Linked DNA regions of Mus musculus: region 2 is linked to region 1. A link is a loop called in an ENCODE intact Hi-C map of the cell type or tissue named here. Cell type or tissue: left cerebral cortex. All regions are shown on one strand.

The links. A loop is a pair of places that touch in the nucleus more often than their neighbours do. Peaks named below come from ENCODE experiments on the same cell type or tissue, not always from the same donor. Only the 100,000 strongest peaks of a DNase experiment are listed, where the experiment ranks them.
Region 2: it touches region 1 in a loop (2.9-fold over the local background); 12 of 42 quality-filtered maps call a loop at or near these places.

Annotation. Positions count from the first base shown.
Region 1 is chr13:78,182,635-78,190,634 of GRCm38, reverse strand. Nr2f1 (nuclear receptor subfamily 2, group F, member 1) reads left to right here. Exons shown (of 3, transcript NM_010151.3): 3 at 622-1,662. The coding sequence ends at 902. 3110006O06Rik (a long non-coding RNA gene) reads right to left here. Exons shown (of 2, transcript XR_003950646.1): 2 at 7,662-8,000. It also overlaps a transcript of Gm38604 not described here. Among named protein-coding and RNA genes, the nearest start is that of Gm38604, 7.7 kb to the right of the region's middle. In left cerebral cortex, CTCF peaks have their summits at 663 and 4,143 (motif pointing right); no DNase peak of the experiment used is centred here; H3K4me3 peaks cover 612 bases; H3K27ac peaks cover 1,640 bases.
Region 2 is chr13:76,966,401-76,974,400 of GRCm38, reverse strand. The region is part of intron 17 of Mctp1 (multiple C2 domains, transmembrane 1); the gene reads right to left. Among named protein-coding and RNA genes, the nearest start is that of Slf1, 170 kb to the left of the region's middle. In left cerebral cortex, a CTCF peak has its summit at 4,809; a DNase peak (open chromatin) is centred at 4,810.

The DNA of each region.
Region 1 (8,000 bases):
TAGCACAGGCTTGATCTGGTTCTCGGTTCTGCCAGCTTGTGATCCCCGATCCCCTGCCACGTGTATTCACTACACAATCTAGGTTCTCCTTGAGCTTGCTGGTTGGGGTCAGCTGGGTTGGGGGTTGGCGGGGGTGGGGGGAGACTCGAAGAAGCCTTTAAAAACTGTTTCCAAGGCTGTATATTTCTTCAGGGGTTCCAAGCACCCCAAAATCAAGCAGGAAAGGGGCAAATGCTTTCCTTTTAATGAGCACAACCAGAAATGTGCTCCCCTGAAGGAGAGAACAGGTCGCAGTACACAGCAAACATGGATTCACCATCATGCATTATTTAATCCAAAGGTGAAAGAGGGGAAACAAAGCTATGGCCAGGTTGCACCTCTGTGCATGTGCACCTCTCTCCTGGTCTCCCAAGCATGGTGAGGCTTGGATTTATTGTTATTTGTGTAGGGGGTGGGAAAGAGGATGGCAAAGAGGCATGGAGGGAAGGAGTTATTTTCCTTTTCTTCTATTTCTTTTTCCTTTTCCCCTCAAAATATTAATGGTGTGTATGCCTTTCCATCTCACTCACCTAACAATCTGTCCCCTTTCCCTGTCTCTCCCTCCTGTGGCTGCTCTGGCAGATGCTTGTGGCCTGTCGGATGCTGCCCACATCGAAAGCCTGCAGGAGAAATCACAGTGTGCCCTGGAGGAGTATGTGAGAAGCCAGTACCCCAACCAGCCCAGCCGCTTTGGCAAACTGCTGCTGCGATTGCCCTCTCTTCGCACAGTGTCCTCCTCTGTCATCGAGCAACTCTTCTTCGTACGTTTGGTAGGTAAAACTCCCATCGAAACTCTCATCCGAGATATGTTGCTGTCAGGGAGCAGTTTCAACTGGCCTTACATGTCCATCCAGTGTTCCTAGACTTTGGGTGTTTCCCACCCAATCCTGCTCCCTGACTCCCTAGAGACTAAGAGGACTCTCCCTGACCAAGGACTAAAAAGCCTTTGGGGATGCTGGTATGATGGACCAGGCAGGCCAGGCAGACGGGAGGAGGGCTGGGAACAAGAGCAGCCCACTCTGCAGGAATGCAACCTGAGCTGCAAACCAGGAGAAAAGGAGACTCATTTAGGATCTGATCTGTAAGTACATTGGAAAGGAAAGAAAAAGGACCTCGTGTCTGGTGAGAAAATGAAAAAAAAAAAAAAAAAAAGAACGATTTGGAAGAGAGGACCATGAGAAATTTAATAAAATAGATGGACCTTCCAGGATTTATTGTGGATGGATGTGGATATATTCTGTACAGAAAACTACTCATATGGAAGTGGACTGAATCCTATGTAGAAACATACACTGAACATTGTTATTCATTTTGTAAAATACTAGTGTTTATTTTCATTTTTTGTAAAATTTAAACATCGTATGCGCATAAACAAAAATGAACAAGAATTAGGGGGAAATAACATTTTCCAAATAATTATAAAAAATTTGTCCTGTGTCTATGTATCTATATCTGTTTTGTATTTTTTCTGGTTCCAAACCAGATTTCCTGTGATTCTATACTAATAATTTTTGATATAACCCTTTGCTTCTTATAATGAGTGCGATATATGTTGTCGAGGCTGTTCTTCAAGAATTAAAATTGAAGTGAAAATTTAAACAAAAATAAAAGAATTTAGCAAAACCCATGTGTCTGGTTGCTTGAACTACACCCTCAGAGCAAGAGGAGCTCCTGGATAATTTGTGGATAACTGAGTATTGTTAGGATCTGAATTGTTGAGAGGTAGAGGAGACTTTTAAGGTCCAGTACTAAGTCGGCTGTACCTTTTTCTTAGGCCACTACATCACTTTTGCAAAGCTGAAGGCAAGGCCAGGCTGTGTATGTGATGGGATAGGAGGGGAAGGCTGGGCCTTGGTGGCCAGACAGGAGTTTTGTTTTGTTTTTTTTTGTTTGTTTGTTTGTTTGTTTTTTAATTCTTTCTGAGGACAGCCCTGAGTCAGGGGCCAGGGGAAGCCAAATTGCTTTTGAGGCACAATTTCCAGGCACATGGGCGTCACAGCTTCAGTGACCCAGTGTCAGGTCACCTAGACTCTAACTGCAGTGGGAAAGTTTCTGAGCTGGAAGGGGTTTGCAAAGGTTTCATGGCAGGCTTTTGTGGGTGGGGTGGAGTTTTGAGGGCTCCTCAAAGCGTTTGAGTCTGGGTGGACTGGACGGCCACTGACTGTCTGCTCCAAGTCTTGCTTCTCCCTGCCTCTGGGCAAACCGAGACAAAGCACCGTGGATTCTGACTTTGTTTCTCTTATGCATTCTTGGAGATCTACCCACCTGTGGTTGGTTTGCCTTTCTCTCAGGCTCTTGTCAAGGGGGTTCCCAGTAGGACCTCTCCTGTGTGTGTGGGGGGGGGGTGTCAAAAGAAGCACCCCCCAACACACACTTTATGGTACTTACAAGCTGAACTCAGAAAGTAGGACTAGGTGTCAGGAAGCTAAGTTAGACTGGGTTCTTCCCTAAAGTGCCTTATGGCCCTAGGGGCCCTTGGAAGACAGATATCTCTCTTTGAGGAATCTAGCTGGGCATGCATTGAGGTGAGGGGCGAGCGACAGATTTCAGAGTCTGAATGTTTTATGGAATCTGAGCCGGAGCTGTGAAAACACACACTGCCAAGGGAGCTCTTCCTTAACATATTGATAAAGCCGTATCTTTAAAATTAAAACCCCTCTTACACACGGATCCCCCAACCCCTAGTCCCAGACAGGTTTAGATGAGGGAAGAGTTCACTTTTAGAAGCCACCCATAACCTTGCCCTTTCACTTCACTGTCTGAAAGTTTTCAGGTTCCCCAAATTCTTAAGCAAGCCCCACCTGGTTGACATTTTGAGTAATCTGAGTATCTATGGGGCAGGATGCCACTGTAGGACCATGGTCTTAAAACTAGGCCACTAGGGGACTAGCTATATTTCATGCATAGGAAGACTGACCCTTAATTCACTTTCCTACAGTCTAGATACCTGAAGCAGAGAGGAGAGAGAGGTATTCCTGTTAAACACAGGGGCCTCCTAGGAAGTATTGGGAATTCTCTTGTACTGACCGGCAGCAGCAGAGTGAGGGTTCAAGGGTGGGTTGCAGCTAGAATGCTGAGAGGGAGGGAAGCCGAGCTGCCAGGAGAGTTCACCGACCTTTCCTGCCTTCTGGAAATGAGATGAAAATATATTCATTACAACGTGATCCCTCTGATGAAAACATATAAACATTTCTCATAGTTCTGAACTATACATTTCAATTAATTTCAATATGGAGACCCAGTCCAAGCCCCCCAGTGTAGAAAAGGGTGGACAGCATGGATCCAAGATGTCCAAGGCACTTACTTCCTCAGGTTTCTAGGGGTGTAAGGGGGTCATTTGACTTTTGCTGCCTGGGGTCTGGAGAGTGCTTTTGATCAGAGAATCCCTGCGACTTTTGAAATCCTGGCCCAACCTCCCAGCCAGTCCTAATGTGAAAAGAGAAGCAGGCCTCTCCAGGGGCCCTTCCAGCTGCCAGGAAACCCAGAGCTGAGTGGGAAAGAGGAGCCAGGGTTACTTGCTTGCCCAGTGGCCTTTTTGGGGATCCTGGGCAGTATTCCCCAACCTCCGACCTACCTGCAATATGCACTGAGAACAACTTGTGTTTCTGGATTTAAGTCTCCTTCCTAAGATAGGAGACTCCGGGTTATGGTCAGTGAGCGCTCACACTAAGGCTGCTTGAGCCCACTGACTTTCCATTTCAGAGCACAGGGCACAGAAACCACACACACTCACACACAAATCCGATCACCCCAAGGAAATGTTGAGGAACCAAGACTGCAGCCCCTAAGTTGTAGGTGAAGCCTACTAACAACCCGGAAGCACACACACACACACACACACACACACCAGGGAAACGTCCTAGGCTTTCTAGCTGCCCTTGGTGGGTGCATAAAGGATCGGGCCAGCAACTTCAGGGCTTTCAGTGCTGAGAACAGGCTGTAGTAATAGCCTAACTTGTGATCATCTAGTGCTTTCTCCGGCTCAGGTAATTTCTGTGGTCTCAGGCCTTAACAGGAGGCTTAGGTGGTACAGGTGGGAACCTTTTCTGTCTGGATAGCCAGATGGAGTGCGCACAACGTTGAGCTGCTTTCATGCTAGGCGCCAGGGGGAGCCATCGAAGCAGGGTGTGAGTCTGGAGGTCGTTCTGGGTAAGTACCGGCTCCTACCTCCAAAAATTGGGAAAATGGAGACATGGATTCCCCAGAACCAGTGGAAACTGAGGCAACCCTTGTAGAGTGGCTTCCTTCTTGAAATTACCACGACTTAGGCATGTTTAATGTTCTCTTTTAATCCAAACACTTGCTGGGCACCAGAGAACTTCAGTGACTTTGAAGTAGGTTTAAACTACCTTACCTGAAAATATTGCCTTTACAGACCATAGGCAGAATGAGAAGATATGATCTTTGACACCCTATTCTTCCTACACCATTTCTGACTTGGGACTAGGCTGAATGAAAGAAAACTCAGAACAGGAATGTGGGTCCTTTCGTGTTCAGCTTGTTCTTCTAGAACTCTGTCCCTCCAGAACTTAGTAGAGGCTCAAGGTCTCTAGCAGAATCCCTGAGACTTCACAAACCAGCCTTGCTGTTAGGAACACTAGAGAGCTGCAACACAGCTCTTAAGAGTAGTAGGGGGAGGAAGACAGAACGAACGAACGAAAGAAAGAAAGAAAGAAAGAAAGAAAGAAAGAAAGGAAGAAAGGAAGGAAGAGGAAAAGAAAAAAGCAAAATGTTTATTTTTTAAATTTTTCTTGTATAGGCAGCCCTTTTATTTCCTAATGCCTGATTCATATTTGGGGAACTCCCCTGTTCCTTAGAACAAACAACCTAATTGTCCTGCAAATAGAAGACCATAAGAAGCATATGGAGGGAGGGAGGGGGAACAGAAGTGGGAACCAATAAAACTCTTGTTAAAGGGCCTGTTCGGAGGTCCGTGGCATCACTGGGCTTTTTACTTGGGAAGCCAAAGAGTCGTATTCCTAAATGAGTTAAAGACCCATTTACCTCTGTCGTGTTCTATTCATCAAGCCACAAGTTGAGAGTTCCTAACATGAAACTATTTGTTTGCTTACACAACCAGCTGGGCGCAATTTCACGTCTGAGATATCTATCTGAAAGCGCCTCTCATTTATTATCTCTTCTTGTCAGGGAATCCATTTTTCCAACTCCCCCTCCCCCTTCCGAGTTTGTTTGTTTGTTTGTCGTCGGACTTCTTTGCTTGGGAAGACCCTTTCCCCAAGGAGCAGCCAGCGGCTCGGGGATCAGGTTCTGTTGTGCCCAAGATCTTGGACCAGAGAATAACAGAGGTGACTGCTACTGACACCAAATGGCTGGAGAGCGAAGGGTGGAGTGGACAGTGGGTGGAACAGACCCAAAGTTGCTGGGTAGCCTTTCTTCTCGGAAGTTCTCCCTGCTAACTCTCCGCCATGAAAGCTTCAACAACCTGAGGTAGGTGGAGAATAGGGAGTAAAAGGTGGAGTCCTTTCTGGAGATGGGGACCAGAGATTTGGATTTGAGAGATACTCTGACAAAGCCTCACCTAGTTCCAATTGGCCAATTTCTCCTTCTGGGGCCGATCACAGAGTAACCAAAATGTAAATAGTAACGTGATGGGTTGGGGGAGGAGGCAATGCATTTATTCTGTGTGTTGAGGGGAAAAGACTGCACGTGGTTTCAATTTTGAAGCACAAAGAAATAACATGCAATGCAGAAAATAGGTTTATGAATGTAATTGAGAGGAAAGAAAACAATTAACACGGTGGAAGGTTGCACATCGGAATCCCCACCCCTTGCTTTCATTTCTATCCGAATTGGAGAAATCCGGATCATGTAGAATAGAGTGGATCTAGGCAGTCGGATCCTGCGGACAAGAGAACCCCTGATGGGAATCTTAGTGATAGCTAAATAATGATGTCTAAACGTCTTCCAAACTGCTAAGGCCTCATCTAACCGGCTGACAGCAAGGGATCAAATCCCCAAGTCTAGACTATAAAATACCCCCCAATTGTGGAGAAGAGAAGAGAAGAGAAGAGGGGGAGAGTGTGTGTGTGTGTTTGTGTGTGTGTGTGTGTGTGTGTGTGTGAGAGAGAGAGAGAGAGAGAGAGAGAGAGAGAGAGAGAGAGAGAGAGAGAATATCTAGGGGTTTCTTTAAGACAGACCAAGCTAGTCTCTGCAAACTAACCTATTGTGTTGATTTAGGAAGACATTTGCTGTATATAACATTTAAGGCTGATAATATCATTGCACAGCCAGATAAATAAAGCTTTGGCCTAATGATGGGGTCAGCGATCGATCTCTGGGCTCAGAGGAAAAAGGCCAGAGAGGCAGTCGGGCAGGATGCTCTGTCTGTGTGCCTGTCAGCCAGCTTGCAGGACCCCAGTGTGTGTGAGCATCAGTGTGTGAGAAAGCAAGAACCAAGTCTTGAGCTGGCCAAGAGGCTCATTAGCATTCCTAACCCATGGACCTATGCTGACAACTAACAGAGATATCCCTCTCACCACTGGGCCCTTTCTCCTTTTGTCTTCAGAGCTGGAAGAGGGAAGAGAAAAAGATTTCTCAGTAGACGCTGGAGCCTAAACTTTTATATGATTGTTAAGAGGTCGTGTGTGTGTGTGTGTGTGTGTGTGTGTGTGTGTGGTGAGAGAGACGCCTACCAGTATTTTTCATCATCTTTTAATAACTTTATTTTTTGTTACTGTTATTGTTTTTCTCTGAAAATGCATAACACTCTTGTTGAAAGTCCAGGTTTAAATAAAAGAGAAAATCCCCTGGAACTGCTTTGCCATCCCTCCTTGTTGAAGGAAGGATGCTGATGCGTTTTGCTCCCAACACACATGTTGTGTGGAAACCTGTGCTTTACAGTTTGCTGGTTACAGATAGCTGGGACCCAGCACATGGGCCGCTTGAGCTTTGTCTCTCTCCTTTCTTCTGCTCGGTTTGGTATCCTAGACACCCTGCTTATTAGTTTCTATTCCCTGCCCATCGTTTTAAGGTAAAGTACATTTTTCAACAGTTTCAGAGATTCGAACAGTATTAATTCAGGAAAGCATAATTGTAAAATTATACTCACTTGTGCAGTTTTAATTGTCCTTTTACTTAAGGGGTAGGGTCTTTAAAAAAAATTACTAGGTCTCCCAGAGACAAATATGTATCCACTGGACTATCCCACATTCTGTTCCTTGAACTTCATAGAGCTGGCCAGATAGCTTTGCACACTGGAGTATACAAGTTATCCCATGTTGACAGATGTTTGTCACTTAGTAACTTCTTTCCAGCTTCCCCCCCCCCTCCCCTGAGCCTTCTTTCCAGCCTGCTTTGTTGTTTTAAAATATGCACGTCTCTCACTAGAATGCTAGTCACGAGCCAGTGCAAACTTTGTGTCCAACCTCCCACATGAAATGATCCTGTTAGAAGAAACTGGATATGTCTCAATCTGCACTTCACTCAGAGCCTCTTGGTCCTGGCCACTGTGAGTCCCTGGTCCAGGATCCAAAGTAACTCAGCAGAAACAAACTTCCAACTAAAAATCCCCTCGAATGTCTCCCAGGGAAGAAATATAGCTCCTATAATTACAGGAGGCTACCGCCGGAGGGGAACGCAGCCCGCAGCCAAAAACCAAGAAAGTAAGAATTTTATTTATTTGCTGATTGAGCCTGGATTGTCATGGCCGACAGGTTTACCCACACTGAAGTCTCAGGTTTGTTCTGAGTGTACAGGTGAGAGGGAAAGGAGGGAAAGAGGTGCATGGCAAGAAGTAGAAATAATGAGAGAGACCAGGCCAACTGGGAAAAAGTGATCTCTGCGGGACAGCATAGACGCAATAGAGGTAGTTCCTACCAGTGGACTTAAGAAAGAAAAACAAAACTTGTAGCTGAGTAATATGAGGCGGGGGGGGGGGGGATTCAGAAGAGACGAGGTTGTAATTATAGTAACCGCTTAAATAAGGGGTATCATCAGGAAAG
Region 2 (8,000 bases), 1.2 Mb after region 1:
TGAGGTCTCTGGGCCTCATGGAAGCCAGAGATAACAGGTTCTCAGTCTGTGACTTCTCAGACATCTTTGTATGCTGCAGAAGAGCTGAGAACAAAGTAGGGGCCCTGGGGGGCAACTTGGTCAGTCCCAGGGCCTAAAAGAGAAGAGGGCAGGGGAAGAGGGGGCACTGGGTGGTTCCCACATGGATGAGAGTCCATGGCTGGAGTGCAGGAAGGTCTTTTGACAAGAGGTTAGACACAGCTCTTTAGGGAAAGCCTATTCTATCATTCAAGTATGGTGGGCCTTGATGAACAAAGATAGTCTATGGTTTTAGAGCTTTAATGTAGAAAGACAGAGAGAAAGAGAAAAGGTAGAAAAGGAGAGGCTGGCCATGGCCACATGGAGAGAAGGGGGAAGGGAGGAGGAGAAGGAGAGTTAGAGATGATAATGAGAGGTAAGAGCTTAAGAGAGAGAAGAGGGGCCAAGAAGTCCCTTTTATAGTGGGCTGGGCTAACTTGCAGTTGCAGGGTAGTTGTGGGGCAGAGCATACCTAGCTATTGTCAGGTTACAGTGAGGGTAGAGTCTAACCAGAATGCCAGGAGCTTGGGATTTTGTCTGAGTGACTGATAATCACAGGATTATGGAGTTGGGGGTTCCATGATGTCAGGCACCTGTGTGTCTGGGAGCATGGCTCACAGTTCTGTCCCTTGTAGAGTTTCTACTGGGTCTCCAGAGTAAGTATCGCTGGACCACAAATCAAGCTGCCTCTCAGAGTCCCACAGACCTCCAATTGAACCAGCACCATTTGTTGAAAATGCTGTCATTTTCCCACCTGATAGTTTTAGCTCCTTTTTTAAAGATCAAGTGACCATAGGTGTGTGGGTTCATTTCTGGGACTTCAATTCTATTCCATTGATCTACCTGCCTGTCACTGTACCAATAACATGCAAGTTTTATCACCATTGCTCTGTAGTACAGCTTGAGGTCAGCAATGGCTATTCCCTCAGAAGTTCTTTTATTGCTGAGGATAGTTTTCACTATCCTAGGTTTTTTGTTATTCCAGATGAATTTGCAAATTGCCCTTTCTAACTCTGTAAAGAATTGAGTTGGAATTTTGATGGGGATTGATTGCATTGAATCTGTAGATTTCTTTTGGCAATATGGCCACTTTTACTCTATTTGATTTCCTTCTTTATCATTAGAAAACATTGCAAAGAACATCTTTGAGCAAGAGCACCTTGCACATATTTTATAGTGACTACAAGCCAAACATTCAGAACTGGAAATTAAGTATTACCAGATTCTCACATAGGGCTTAAGACCTTAGAAAATGCATGCTCAGTTGGGAATAGCAAAGCCGCCCTTTTGGGAGTTTGTTTCCCTCCCTGGATACAACGACGATTGCTCAATGCTTTAATACATTCTTAGAGTTCGTTCTGAACATAGTCTCACTGATTCAGAGGATTAGAAATATGTGTGTTGTTTTATTTCATTTATTTCTCTTCCTAAGTAGGCTCAGATAATAGCATATGTAGCATCCCTATGTCATTTTCCATCATCAATGTTAAAAATCTACTTGCTCTTTTAGTTGCACAATGGCTGGTGGTATAGTTGTTCCAAGATTTAATCAACCAGTTTTCTTGTAATGAATGTTTAAATTCTTTAACAATTTTTTGTGATTATAAAAAAAAAATCCTGGGCTTATGAAGTTCCACACATGGTTATCTATCTGTAGGTTATCTGTATCCGTAGGATAAACTACTTGTGAGTGGAATTGTTTGGTCAAAGGATTTGTTTTTGTAGTTTGCATGCCTATTGCCAAGTTGCCTTCCAAGAGAGATTATACATTCACTCCTGCTGGGTGACATATAGGTGTCTTTTCTGCCATGTATTTTTAGTAATAATTGGAGACTCACACTAGCTGCTTAGAAAACCTTAAGGGTCAGTTTTTAGACTCCTGTCTTCTTCTCTTTTTTTCTTTTGCTTCTCTTTCTTTCTTTCTTTCTTTCTTTCTTTCTTTCTTTCTTTCTTTCTTTCTTTCTTTCTTTCTTTCTTTCTTTCTTTCTTTTTTCTTTCTTTTTTTTTTGGACTGTGCTATTCCCTTGAGAATAATTTTTTAATTAGGTATGTATTTCATTTACATTTCCAATGCTATCTCAAAAGTCCCCCACACGCTCTCCCACCCACTCCCCCACCTACTCCCCGACCCACCCACTCCCACTTCTTGGCCCTGGCCTTCCCCTGTACTGAGGCATATAAAGTTTGCACAACCAATGGGCCTCTCTTTCCACTGATGGCTGACTAGGCCATCTTCTGATACATATGCAGCTAGAGACATTAGCTCTGGGGGGTACTGGTTAGTTCATATTGTTGTTCCACCTATAGGGTTGCAGATCCCTTTAGCTCCTTGGGTACTTTCTCTAGCTTCTCCATTGGGGGCCCTGTGATCCATCCAGTAGCTGACTGTGAGCATCCACTTCTGTGTTTGCTAGGCCCAGGCATAGTCTCACAAGAGACTGCTATATCTGGATCCTTTCAGCAAAATCTTGCTAGTGTATGCAATAGTGTCAGCGTTTGGAAGCTGATTATGTAATGGGTCCCCGGAAATGGCAGTATCTAGATGGTCCATCCTTTCACCTCAGCTCCAAATTTTGTCTCTGTAACTCCTTCCATGGGTGTTTTGTTCCCAATTCTAAGAAGGGGCAAAGTATCCACACTTTGGTCTTAGTCCTTCTTGAGTTTCCTGTGTTTTGCAAATTGTATCTTATATCTTGGGTATCCTAAGTTTCTGAACCAATATACACTTATCAGTGAGTACATATTGTGTGAGTTCTTTTGTGATTGGGTTACCTCACTCAGGATGATGCCCTCCAGGTCCATCCATTTGCCTAGGAATTTCATAAATTCATTCTTTTTAATAGCTGAGTAGTAGTCCATTGTGTAAATGTACCACATTTTCTGTATCCATTCCTCTGTTGAGGGGCATCTGGGTTCTTTCCAGCTTCTGGCTATTATAAATAAGGCTGCTATGAACATAGTGGAACATGTGTCCTTCTTACCCATTGGAGCTTCTTCTGAATATATGCCCAGGAGAGGTATTGCGGGATCTTCCAGTAGTACTATGTCCAATTTTCTGAGGAACACTTCTCCATTGTTGGTGGGATTGCAAGCTTGTACAGCCACTCTGGGAATCAGTCTGGCGGTTCCTCAGAAAATTAGACTCCTGTCTTCATTTTCTCCATATTTTGATGTATATTTATTATGTACTTATTTTAGAGAGGCTGATAGTCTGACTCTCGATATATATAAAAGGACAAAACTGTTGCACATTACACAATACCAGGAGGTTGTAAGAGACTAGAATTTTCCCTGTTCACGGGTAATTTTCAGCAACACTGCTATACTGAAGATCCCACTCTGTAAAAATGTATTTTCTTATTTTGCATGTATTCTCAAGCAGGAACATTTCAAACATTAGAAGACAGTGTGGCATTCCCGTGAAACACACAAGTGCACCAGCCAGGTGCCTGATGCCCAGACTGTGGTTCTGACTCCCGGCATCAACCTTGCTATCTGTGTGCTCTTTAGTGCCTTGTTTAGATCATTAAAAGTGCAGCTTCCTTTTTTGGGCATGCGTTTGAACCCAGGGATGTAGGCAAATGATATACTATAGGCAAATGCTACATCACTAAGTTTCATGTCCCCAAACTTTTTCATTTATAAATTATGATTAGAGAACTTGGTTATTGGAAAGATTAAACTGAAAGTAATAATTACTACTAACATTTATACTATCACTATGACAGCACTATTCCAAATTCAAATAACCTGTGTAATTATAACATAGATGAATAACCATGTTTATGTAGATAAGTCTAAGCAATATAAATATAGGTTATTTCTAGAATTTATCATTTAATGCTAAATTTCAATGCCTCTTGAATACACACACATGCAAACATGCATGCACATGCATGGTTGTACACACACACCTGCACATGCATGTGTGTACACACACATACACCTTTGCAAACACACATATTTTCAATCATATATGACAAAGCACACAGTCTCAGGGTGTAGCAGGGTTAAACTCTGATCATATGATTTTTTAAAAAAAAAGTAGTCATAACTGATGTGCAGAGACTATATGAGAAGGAAACTGAGTTAGTTTTTGACGAGCAGAAAATGGATTAATTCACTGTGAATCTATTTTGTGTTTGGTAGTATAACAGGCACAGTAATACAATAGTCTAAGCATCATAGGCATGGACCCTGCTTCTATGATGTGTAGAGCCCACAGTGCAAATAACATGGCTTTATTGGGATGCTTAGCAGCAAATGAAGGCAGATGAGAGTAATATCTAACTATTGCTGTTACCTATACTACCTACCTGAGAGATCAGAGAGCTAGGAGAAATGGGCTCTAATTCAGAGATTTCATAATAAAACATCATTTTCAAATGCAAGCTTCCAAATAATTTGATGTCATTTATTAGCAAAGGCACTTGTTACTAGTTAATACCAAGTTGTCCAGAGTGGATATTAAATAGGAAATAATAAGATAACATAGAGACTCCCATAGGTGCTCTATTTAGATAGCTTCAATGTTGCACACAGGTACTTTTATGGTTGAAATTTTCAATGAGTAACATTGCAGTTCCTTTTACTAACTAGAATTATAAGTTATAAGGTTATATTTCACTAATAGAGAGTCTAATTTGATTTAATTAGAATGTGAACACTGGAATTCTCAAAATTAGATAGAACCCATTTGCTAGAAGAGAAACTGGCAATTTCAAGCCATGAATAATGCACGTTCCCCACCTAGTGGCACTTGTGGTAAACTGCGGGCACATCACAGTATCTTCAGATAATTTAATTCATAGGCAACACTGGAGGTTTCATGGAGAGTTTCAGTTACTTAAATAATTTGTGATGTTTAGCATCTCCTTTTATTCCCTTTCAATTCCTACTGTACTCTCTAGATCAGAAAGCCTCCACTGTATCTTGCCATTGCAGTACTAGCCAGACTGATTTCTCTAATACCTGTATAACACTGGAATCTATTCCATTCGTCTATGTAAGAAATATGGAGTAAGTTTGTTTATGGCACATCCAGCAGGACATCTGGATCCAATGCAAATGGTTCCTCTCCAATTTGTTGAACTTGCTGGAGACCGACAAGAAACAGGGTGTGAGCACTCTGAGAACGCATTGTAGGTCCTAAGCCTGTGATAATCTCTCTACCTGATATTCCCTGCTGCTGCTCTGCCAACAGGATAACTTCTGCACATTCTTCAAGCCTTCCCTGGCTGTTAGCTGATTCATCTTGCCTTGCATTCAGTTCCCAAACTGACAGTAACCCGAGACAGCTCCCTGGCTAATCTGTGTTGTCCTCTTAATTGGTCCATTGTGTCTACAGACCTGCAGGTGATTTCTCTGATGAGAGAAAGGGGGAATGTGGGAAAACCTCTGAGGGTAGTTACTGTCTTTACATATTTGAAACTACCCCTGCTTTCTTCACTGCTCTCACTCAGAGAAGAACACAAATTACAGATATCCCTGGTGCTGCATCCACCAGTCCAATCTCTGTGAGCAACTCCTCACTCTCATCCATTGTTTGCAGATGTCTTGCATGTGGCTTCTGATCACCATGTCATCTCTCCCAACTTACAACACATGTGTTCTTCTCAGCAGATGTTATAGCTTTGTGTCCATGTATCCGCATAATCAGCGAGAAGGAAAAGCAGCATGCTATTTTCTAGTAATTTAGGTCAAAAGAACAGTTCCTCTTTGATTGCCTAAGTATTTTAGGTGAAAATTGGGCTTACAATTTAGCAAAGGTTTGTCTGGTTCCTTCAATTCAGTTTTGCAGGTCAGTTGTAAGTGATTAATGAATGCCTTTCAGAGGTCACTATCCATCTTCAGAACACACCAGTCCTAAATTGTTAACCTTCTACTCTGAAGAGAGAAACTGAATGCTTCACGAACACATGGGACAAGAGTGTGATTTGATCAACAATGATATAGGACTCATGAAATAGATGTTTGTTCACATAGAAGCCATCTTTCTGTTTCTGATTAAAACTACTGCAAGCGATAACTTGTGGGACTAGGTATTAATTTACCCACTTGAGTCCTTAATGTGTAAACTACTACAGCAACTACATTAGCAGACACAATATATTCTTGAATTGCACAATATTCCAAGTATATGTGCATATACATTTCAAGAAATAAAATTTGTGTTGACTTATCATTCTTAAACATAACTTTTTCCACATATATCCATTTAACTCTAGACAAACAGACAGTGAAAATTTGATTTGCCAAGGATTTGAATTTGTGTATCTACAGGCTGCATATTCTTACAATAAAAAGTAGAAAAAAAAACTACTTACATGCCTTCAGTTATCTTTGTTGGATATGATTTCTTGGGTACAAATAACCAAACTCTCTCAACATAAGCCTGACACTGATAATGAATATGTTTCAGATGCCAACAGGAAAGCATACTACTGTTGCAATTAAATGCAAATGTTTTGAGTGAAGGCAATATTAAAGTCAAGTTTAAGTCACTGAATGAGAAAATGTAGAAGTTAAGTGGCTCAAAAGGAGTAATTTAAACCTGCTGAGTCAGGGTTTTCCAGGAAACAAGCTGCCCCTTAGGAATAAATCTGGTGTAGTTATAAGCAATAGGGACTCTGTCTGTTAGGTTTCAAAATTTTAATATGAATGGAAATGTTATTCCCCACACTATGACAATTTTATATGAAGTATACAGGGCTTCATTCTAATAGCATGTCTCTGTTTATTTAGCCAGTTAGTACCTACTATGTGTGCAGTGATCCAGAGGACATGATGGACTGTCCTCACTATGTGTATAGTGTTTCAGAGCATATACTAGACTGCTGTGTCCTTACTATGTGCACAGTGATCCAGAGGAGATGCTGGAAGTCTGTGCCCTGAAGTTAACAGACCCCACATAAAAACATCTGCACAAACATACAAATCTTGAATTTTTTTAATACAGAAGAGACTTTGATCAAAGGAGCCATTGGCCAGGACAGCAGAATTAATAAAAGAGAACCTTGGAGGTGAGAACAGGGGACACAATACCACACAAGTTATTGTGTGAGGATGAGATGCTAAAGTGACTATTAAAGCGAAGAGCCTATATCAAGGAGAACCCAGATGAAAGGAAGCCTCCAAGTGCTTTAATTACCCAGGGCACTTGCTCACTATATAGATACTATTGCCTCCTCTTTCAGGTATGATCTGTTCACTATTTATCTTCGGGCTATGTAAAATGTGAGAGAATCCCATGAAGTAAATTAAGAATATCATATTAAAACATTTAATTCTATAGGCATGTTACAAATAATATGTGGATTTTACAGACAATTTTACACAGTAACTCTAATAAATAAAATTCTCAAGTTAAGGAAACGATGGTACATTGCAGTGTAACTGTGTAGGTGGACCTGGCTTATGAATTGCTCGGAGGCACTTTGATCTCCTGTGTTTAAACATGCCTGCTTTTGATAAGAAGAACCATTCAATGTTTTTATTATGCCAACAGTTCTGAGGCTAAGTTCAAGAAAGGATATAACATGATATAAGCCACACATGACAGCTCCTTCAGGGGTTCTGATTCTGCTCTGTGCACTATTTAAAATTAACTGGCATCTAGCTTACTCTTCGCTGTTCTAATGCTAGTTGAGAAGCACGAATGGTCAACACCACAAGATCTGGAACCTACTGCAGTAGGGAAGGTAGGAATTTCTAAACACCATCTACATGATCAGTAGCGGAGGACACTGGAGTGATAAATATATGTCTTGAACTTGAACTCCACTCTGAGGTTTCCTCCTGTGGCTCTGCATGGGTCTATTTTCTCCATGTCTGCTTCTTCAGTAAGATCATCATTAGTAAACTCTGCTTCTCAGGACTATCGTAAGGCTCAGATGCTGTTATATGTCTACCCCAGTATTTGGCCCAGAGGAATATTTAATAGA